Regions from separate parts of the Homo sapiens genome. Here regions 2 and 3 are each linked to region 1. Evidence: chromatin loops called from intact Hi-C (ENCODE). Cell type or tissue: A673. All regions are shown on one strand.

Region 1 (2,500 bases):
GATTACAAATTTCTTACGGGCTGTGTAGCACCATCACACTTTGCCAAGTAATCTCCAAGCTTTGGGAAAATAAAACAAAGCTCCTTACAAACACTGGATTCTCTCCTTTCCTTACTTCTTTAGCGTCCTACTTATCCTCTACTTTATTGTCTCTTTTTCATATGTAATAGAACATACACTGCAATAGGAAGCTGAAGATGTGGGTTCCCATCATAGTTCCATCCTGGTTCTTTTATCGACTAGCTGAGTGGAATAGGGTTGCCAACTTTGTCTATCTGAGAGTTTTGTTGTGAGGAAAATAACAAGCACTAGTTTTTGGAGTAAAGTATAATTTCCTCATTGCATATTAAACCCAACTCACCCGATTGTCAGAAAGATTCTATCTAGTTTGTGATTCTAAGTCGGGGGGGGGGGGTGGTTAGCGTTGAGTTTCAGGTTCTATAAGAACGGGACTAAGGAAACTCATTACCAGGTGGTAATCATCTTCATCTATTCAATAACACCGTTTGGTGTACACACTAAATTGTGGCACTGGAGACTCACATAGAACTGAAGTAACTCACCAGTTCCTAGAGGCAGGTGGGCACGTAGGGAGAGAGAGGCAGCGGCGCCTTCCAGGCGCTCTCCCTGGTACAGAGGCGGCGGGGGCCAGGGCTGTCAGGACACCCAGGCCCACGTGCCAGGCTCCGGCTCACCTGCCCGAGGGCAGAGCGGGAAGCTCCGCCCCTCGCGGAACCCCGGCCTGTGCGCAGTTCCCGTGCCCTAGGAGTTGGCGGCGGGGCCCAGCCGAGGTATAAGTTCCACAGCTTCACCCTTGTCGGTGTGATATGGGCGTGAAAGAAGACATAAAACAGGCTTCCCGAGTAGAACCTGCCACCCCGGGCTGGTGGGGACGCGGCACCAGGCCGGGCCGGGGGAAGCCGCTCGGACAGTGGTCCTTGGGTGAGCGCCTTCTTCGGGGCCCATGGGCCAGGCCAGTGCGGCCCGGGACGCCCCGGACCACCTGGGGAAGAACCGCCCGGGCCGGCCTTTGGCTGTCCCAGGCAGCGGCTGGAGCCCGAGTGGGCCCTGGCGGGATCTGGGACGGGGAGGGTCTGCGGCGCAGCCAGGAGGCCTGGGAAGTCCCGAGGTGGGTAGAGAAGGGCCGCGAGGGGGCGCTGAGACGGCGAGTGGCCGGGCCTGGGAGTGACAGTTGTCAGGAGAGCAGTCAGGACACCGTTGCTCAGAGTCCAGGCCGGTTAGGACCAGAGCCTACCCCGGGTGGCATGGTGATGATCCAGATTCAGGAGACATGTCTGAGAAAGGATCGTTCAGACTTTTTGACCTATTTTACATGAGGAATAAAGGATAGAGGTCAGGAAAGTTGTCCAAAAATTTTTTTCATTGTTGTTAAAAAGTTCATTTAGTGTAAAACAGGCAATTATCTGTGCGTTTAATATGCAGGCTAAGGTTGTTTCTTTCAGGCTTTCTTTCTTTGTGGCATGTAATTTCTATTTAACAAATGTATGTTGAGTGTCAGCTGTGTGTCAATTGCTATGCTAGATAACAGAGAAACAAATTATTAATAACATCCTCACTTTCCATGAGTTCAAATTCTAGTACAGGAAAAAGTCATCTAAATAATTCTAATGAAATGTCATAAGGCTAAATAACAAAGGTATATGTAAGGAATTCTATCAAATGTTCTATTAACTATTAGCATGGAACAATTAAGGGACTAGCTCTGGTTTCCAGATGGAATGGCCCTTATGGACATCAGGCATAATGGGTCATTTGCTTAACAGAAGGCAGAATTTCATATCTAATATTTTAGGTTATAAATAAGGGCATATAGTAGAAAGAGGCAAAAAGAAAAAAAAAGACAACGTACCTCCAAAACCCAGCTAAAACCTCTCTCTTTAGAAAGGACTCCTGGATTTTCTACAGTTTTATGTTTTATCCAGATGAGAGGTGTGTAATGTAGTCGCTAAGAGGCTGGACTCAGGAGCTAAACTGCCAGAGTTTACATCCCAGCTGCACCACTTACTAATGGGCTGACCTTGTATAAGTTGCTTAATACCTTGTTTCTCATTTTGCTTATCTGTGAAATGGGGATGATAATTATAGTCCCCATAAGATTGTTATGAAGATTTTTGTATTTCTAAAGTTAAGAGATGAAGTCTCATTTTCATTCCCTACGATAGAGCCTTCAGAATGACTGTACCCAGAAGTCAGATTTTTATTTTAGTAAATAAATAACTCGTTGATTTAGTACAGTTTTTCAAAGTTATTTTTTATCTGGTTTTACAGCAGATTCTGATTACATGTTATATTTGAAACTGATACTCATATATCTTCAGCTTAATGATTTGTAACATTGAAAATTGCATTTCCATTGATTGTTCTTTGCAGCATGATTGTTCTTTGTTACTGATATGATGATCTTTCTGTCCTTCTGCCAATAATTGGAAACAATCCTACATCATGAGCTATCTTTTTATTCTGAGGTTTTAGTGTTTGT
Region 2 (2,500 bases), 320 kb after region 1:
AGTAAATATATATCAGATGAATGGAATTCATTTAAGAAATTAATAAGAAAATCATGTAAACAGTTTTCGTCTGTTTGGATTAGTACTTATACATATTTTTAATAAATGATTCATTTTAAAACTCACATTGATTGAGCACTTGCTATGTACCAGGCACTTTCCTATGCTCTTGTATTAAATCCTCAAAGTAACTGTCTGAAATCATTACTATTAGTTGGTGAATTAATCTTTCCAAAGTCATCCACTTAGAAAATGGTGAAGCTGAGTTTTGAACTAAGGAGGCTACAGAACTCATTCGTTTAGTCACTATGACAGTGGTTCCCACATCTACCTGCACAATAAAATCACTTGGTGAGTTTTTACAAATCTTAATGTCCAGATTACACCCTAGATCAATTAAATCAGCATGTTTGAGTTTGGAGTGAGGCATCAGTACTTTTTAAAGTTCCCCCATGATTCCAAGTGTACAGCAAAGTTTGAGAACCACTGCATTCAGTGTACTGCCTCTCAAACTACAAGATAAATTTAGTGATTTATTGCATGTAGTAGCAAAAATTAGAACTCGATTTGTGTAAAAATACAATACAAATTACCTCTGACTCTAAGTTGGTGGTTTTGTCTTTCTTAGTACAGCAACTGTCGTTGGCTGGTTAAAAGGGCAGTCGTTAGTTAGTCCAAAGACTACAGTAACATTGATTGTGCCTGTAGACACAATTTGGATTGTCAGTCAAAATAATGGAGGGGCAGCAGTGGGGAAACCTTTCCCAAAATCAGACAAGAAGGAAGGAGAAACAAAGATCTTTATCTGGTATCTAAGCCAGAAGAGAATGGAGACCTGCCAGATGAGATCTGTGATCAAACTGCCTGTCTGGACATCTTGTCACCACTGTTGTTAAGTCTGTGTGCTTTACGTGTCTTCAGCCTTAGTCGGAAGCAGCTCTGCTCCTCCTTTACAGTTGGCACCATGCCTGAGAACCTATATTTCCTCTATTTTGCCATATCCTGGCTTCCTTGTGCTGTAATGGACAGCTTCTCTAGGCTCACCAATCTTGTTAGTAGGGGTAGTGTCCCCCTTCTGGTCAAGGAGCAGATTGGAAGTTGGAGCACTGTTGGAATTTTGGCAGCAATCTCTGTCTGCCATATTGGCAGATGACTGTTTTTCTCTTTAAATGACATTTTTTTTTTTGTGAGGTATATTACCCAACTTCTCCTCTGGCAGGAGAGACCCTTTGTGTTTTTTCATCTGCCGCAAAACTTAACTTTCTCAGTTAGTTTTGAAAACAGGAATTGGTTCAGCAGGTTTCAACTGGAAACAGGTGTTGATGATGATGTCCAAATCTTCAATTGAGGTTCTTCTCTTCCCTTTGCCAGCCTTTGCATGGAGTAATGAACAGACCTGTGTTAGATGTAGCAGATGCACATCTCCTCATGGGCCAGAACTCTTGATTCAAATCACAGGCTTGCCGAGAATTATCACAGAGATGAGAATCCTACATTAAAATGCACTTTTGTCTTACTGGTAATGATCACAGACCTCATTACATCATTTATTTGTATACACTAAGCCATAAACTTGCTTTAGCCAGGATTACCTCAGGATTCCTCGCTAAACACAAGGCAATCTTGTTGGCTTAGATCCTCCCACTTGGCTATATACTCTTTGCAATTTCACCAGAACTTTGCCAACACTCTACTCTGATGTGTGCTGTGTAGAAGTAGAAGGAAAATAGCTAAATCAAGAGAAGGAAAGAAGTAATTTACAAATTTTTCATGATTAGCATTATTGTTTTCTGTTGGACTTGTACTCATCTTGGTAAATTTTACAGATTATAATTCAATTTTATTTTTATCAATTCTTATTTTCTGAGTTTTTAAGTTAGGAAAGAAATTTAGTTAAGAGGGATGATTCCAAATGTGATTGTAGCTCAAGTGGAGTGGAGACCTCATTGTTTATCTAGTGAATTCATATAGCATAAAGATACAGGAGTATCAGCCAAGGAGTCATCTGGGGGCAATTGCATAAAACTCTCTTTTCTCATTGCACAACATCACCTGGAACAAGAACTCTAGGCTTTTCAAGATTTAAAGGTGGCTGAAAAATTCAGTGAAAATCAATGAGAATTGAGATTTTTAATAAATCACAAATTCATTAATACTCTAAAAACTACGCTTCAAGTTGGGAAAATCAGTACTCTTTCCTGATCATTCCTTTATCCTATATTTTCTTTGCAGTTAATTTTACTTTCATTTTCTCAAAGCCAATTTGTCTTCAAGACAGTTGTTAAGTCCTATTCTATGCCTTGCATTTTCAAAGAATTACATGGTTTCCTTCATCCTTAAAGATAATTTAACAAAGCTTACAGACACATTGTGTGTGTGCGCACACACACACACACACACACAAATTTATCAGCTAATATCAGTAAATGATCAAAGCCCCATGGAAACTATTGAAAATTAAACTGGGTTGTAGTACAATGGTATCTGCAATGTATTGGTT
Region 3 (2,500 bases), 270 kb after region 1:
GAGAGAAAATTTATGAGTTTTGGGGTGGGAAAATTCAGTAATTGTAGGACTTTGTATTGGAACTCAGTGCTGCCTTGTCACAATGGAAAGCAACATGGAGCAGAACTCAGCAGGGCCTATGAAGGAAGCATTTAGACCAGCCTCAATGAGAGGTGAATTGCCCATCCTAGAGGTTGGAACCTGAGTTCTGGCAAGCCCCACCACTGTGGGCTAAAGAACCCTGGGGTCCTAAATTAACTTGAAAGGCAGTCTAAAGCAAAAGGACTGCAATTTCTGGGCAAGTCTTGTTTCCATGCTGGGTTTGGAGCCAGTGGACTTAGAGTACATGTGACTTAGTGACACACCGGCATGGGTGGCCAAGGGAGTGCTTTCCTCACCCCTCCCCTGACCCCAGGTGGTGCAGCTCACAGCTCTGGGAGAGACTCCTTCATTCCGCTTGAGAAGAGGAGAGAGGAAAGAGGATTTTTGTCTTGCAACTTGTATACCAGCTAAACCACAGTAGAACAGGGCACCTGTGAGAGTCCTGAGGCCCCCATTCTAGGACCTTGCTCCTGGATGTCATTTTTAGACACATCCTGAGCCAGAAGGGAACCTGCTGCTTTGAAATGAAGGGTCCAGTCCCAGCAGAACTTGTCACTTGCTGACTGATAAGCCCTTAGGTCCTCAATAATCAGCAGTGGTAGCCAGGTTATACTCATTGTGGACCTTGGTTGAGACTCAGAGCTGGGCTGGCTTCAGATGTGACCTAGCACATTCCCAGATGTGGTGGCTATGGGGAAGGACTCCTTTTTCTTGAGGAAAGGAGAGGGAAGAGTAAAGGGGACTTTGTCTTATAGCTTGGGTGCCAGCATTGTCACAGTGGGATAGAGTACTAAGCTCTTGGGGGTCCCTAATTCCAGGCGTTGGCTCCTGGACAGCATTTCTGGACCTGCCCTGGGGAGTGGGGCGCCCACTGCTCTGAAAGGAGAGACCCAGGCCTGGCAACGTTTACCACAAGCGAACAGAAGAGCCCTTGGGCCTTGAGTGAACATTGATGATAGATAGGCAGTGGTCACTGTGGGCCTTAGGTGAGACTTAGTGCTCTCTTGGCTTTGGGTCTGATTCAGTGCACTTCCAGTGTTGGTGGCCACAGCAGTGCTTGTATTACCCCTACCCCAGCTCCAGGCAGCTCAGCACAGAGAGAGAGACTACATTTGTTTGAGAGAAAGTAAAGGATGAGAACCAACATTTCTGCATCGTATTCCCAAGGAATTCTGGATCTCACCCAAGACCACCAAGGCAGTACCTCTATGAGTCTGCAAGAGCCACAGCATTACTAGGCTTGTGGTGCCCCCTAATGCAGATATGGCTGCAGTCACCAAAGATTTATATCACAACACCTGAGTGAGACCCTTTGAAAACCTGAAAATCTCCCAAGAAGGATGGGTACAAATAAGCTCAGATTTGCAAACACTACAATAAATTCCTAACTCTTCAATGTGCAGACACAGATGAACATTTACAAGCATCAGGACCATCCAGGAAAATGTGACCTCACCAAACAAACTAAATAAGGCACCAGTGGCCAATCCCAGAGAGACAGAGATATGTGACTTTTCAGACAGAAAATTCAAAATAGCTGTTTTGAGGAAGCCCAGCAAAAGGAATTCAGAATCCCATCAGAAAAATTTAACAAGGAGATTAAAATAATTAAAAAGTATGAAGTAGAAATTCTGGAGTTGAAAAATGCAATTGACATACTGAAGTCCCTTAACAGCAGAATTGATCAAGCGGAATAAAGAATTAGTGCACTTGAAGACAGGCTATTTGAAAATACCCAGTTAGAGGAGGCAAAATGAAAAATAATAAAAAAGAATGAAGCATGCCTATAAGATCTAGAAAATGCCTCAGAAGGGCAAATCTAAGAATTATTGGCCTTAAAGAGGAAGTAGAGAGAGAGAGAGAGAGAGATAAGGATACAAAGTTTATTTAAGGGGATAGAGCAGAGAACTTCCTAAGCCTAGAGAAAGATATCAATATTCAAGTACAAGAAGAGTATAGAACACCAAGCAGATTTAACCCAAATAAGACTATCTCAAGACATTTAATAATCAAACTCCCAAAGGTCAAGGAAAAAGAAATGATCCTAAAAGCCACAAGAGAAAAGTAACAAATAATATACAAAAGAGCTCCAATACATCTGACTGTAAACTTCTCAGCAGAAACTGTACAGGCCAGGAGAGAGAGGCATAACATATTTACAGTGCTAAAGGAAAAAACTTCTATCCTAGAATCTATCCAGTGAAAATATCCTTTAAACATGAAGGAGAAACAAAACAAAGACTTTCCCAGACAAACAAAAGCTGAAGGATTTTGTCAATACCAGAGCAGTTCTACAAGAAATGCTAAAGGAAGTTCTTCAATCTGAAACAAAAGAGAACATTAATGAACAACAGGAAATCATCTGAAGGTGAAAAACTCACTGGTAATAGTAATGACACAGAAAAACAAAGAATATTAT

Evidence for each region. A loop is a pair of places that touch in the nucleus more often than their neighbours do. Peaks named below come from ENCODE experiments on the same cell type or tissue, not always from the same donor. Only the 100,000 strongest peaks of a DNase experiment are listed, where the experiment ranks them.
Region 2: a loop joins it to region 1, with 2.8 times the contacts of the local background. A loop is called at or near these places in 3 of 110 quality-filtered maps.
Region 3: it touches region 1 in a loop (2.4-fold over the local background); 5 of 110 quality-filtered maps call a loop at or near these places.

The regions. Positions count from the first base shown.
Region 1 is chr1:83,859,261-83,861,760 of GRCh38, reverse strand. It overlaps LINC01725 (long intergenic non-protein coding RNA 1725), which reads left to right and starts at 765. Exons shown (of 3, transcript NR_119375.1): 1 at 765-942. LOC101927560 (a long non-coding RNA gene) reads left to right here and starts at 1,215. Exons shown (of 3, transcript NR_119374.1): 1 at 1,215-1,353. RefSeq lists silencers at 677-806, 907-1,086. In A673, CTCF peaks have their summits at 944 and 1,143 (motif pointing right); a DNase peak (open chromatin) is centred at 1,150; H3K4me3 peaks cover 523 bases; H3K27me3 peaks cover 948 bases.
Region 2 is chr1:83,544,203-83,546,702 of GRCh38, reverse strand. All of the region lies in intron 2 of LOC107985043, which reads right to left. Among named protein-coding and RNA genes, the nearest start is that of LINC01712, 99 kb to the right of the region's middle. In A673, a CTCF peak has its summit at 1,061; a DNase peak (open chromatin) is centred at 1,052.
Region 3 is chr1:83,592,093-83,594,592 of GRCh38, reverse strand. All of the region lies in intron 2 of LINC01725 (long intergenic non-protein coding RNA 1725), which reads left to right. Among named protein-coding and RNA genes, the nearest start is that of LINC01712, 150 kb to the right of the region's middle. In A673, a CTCF peak has its summit at 1,335 (motif pointing left); no DNase peak of the experiment used is centred here.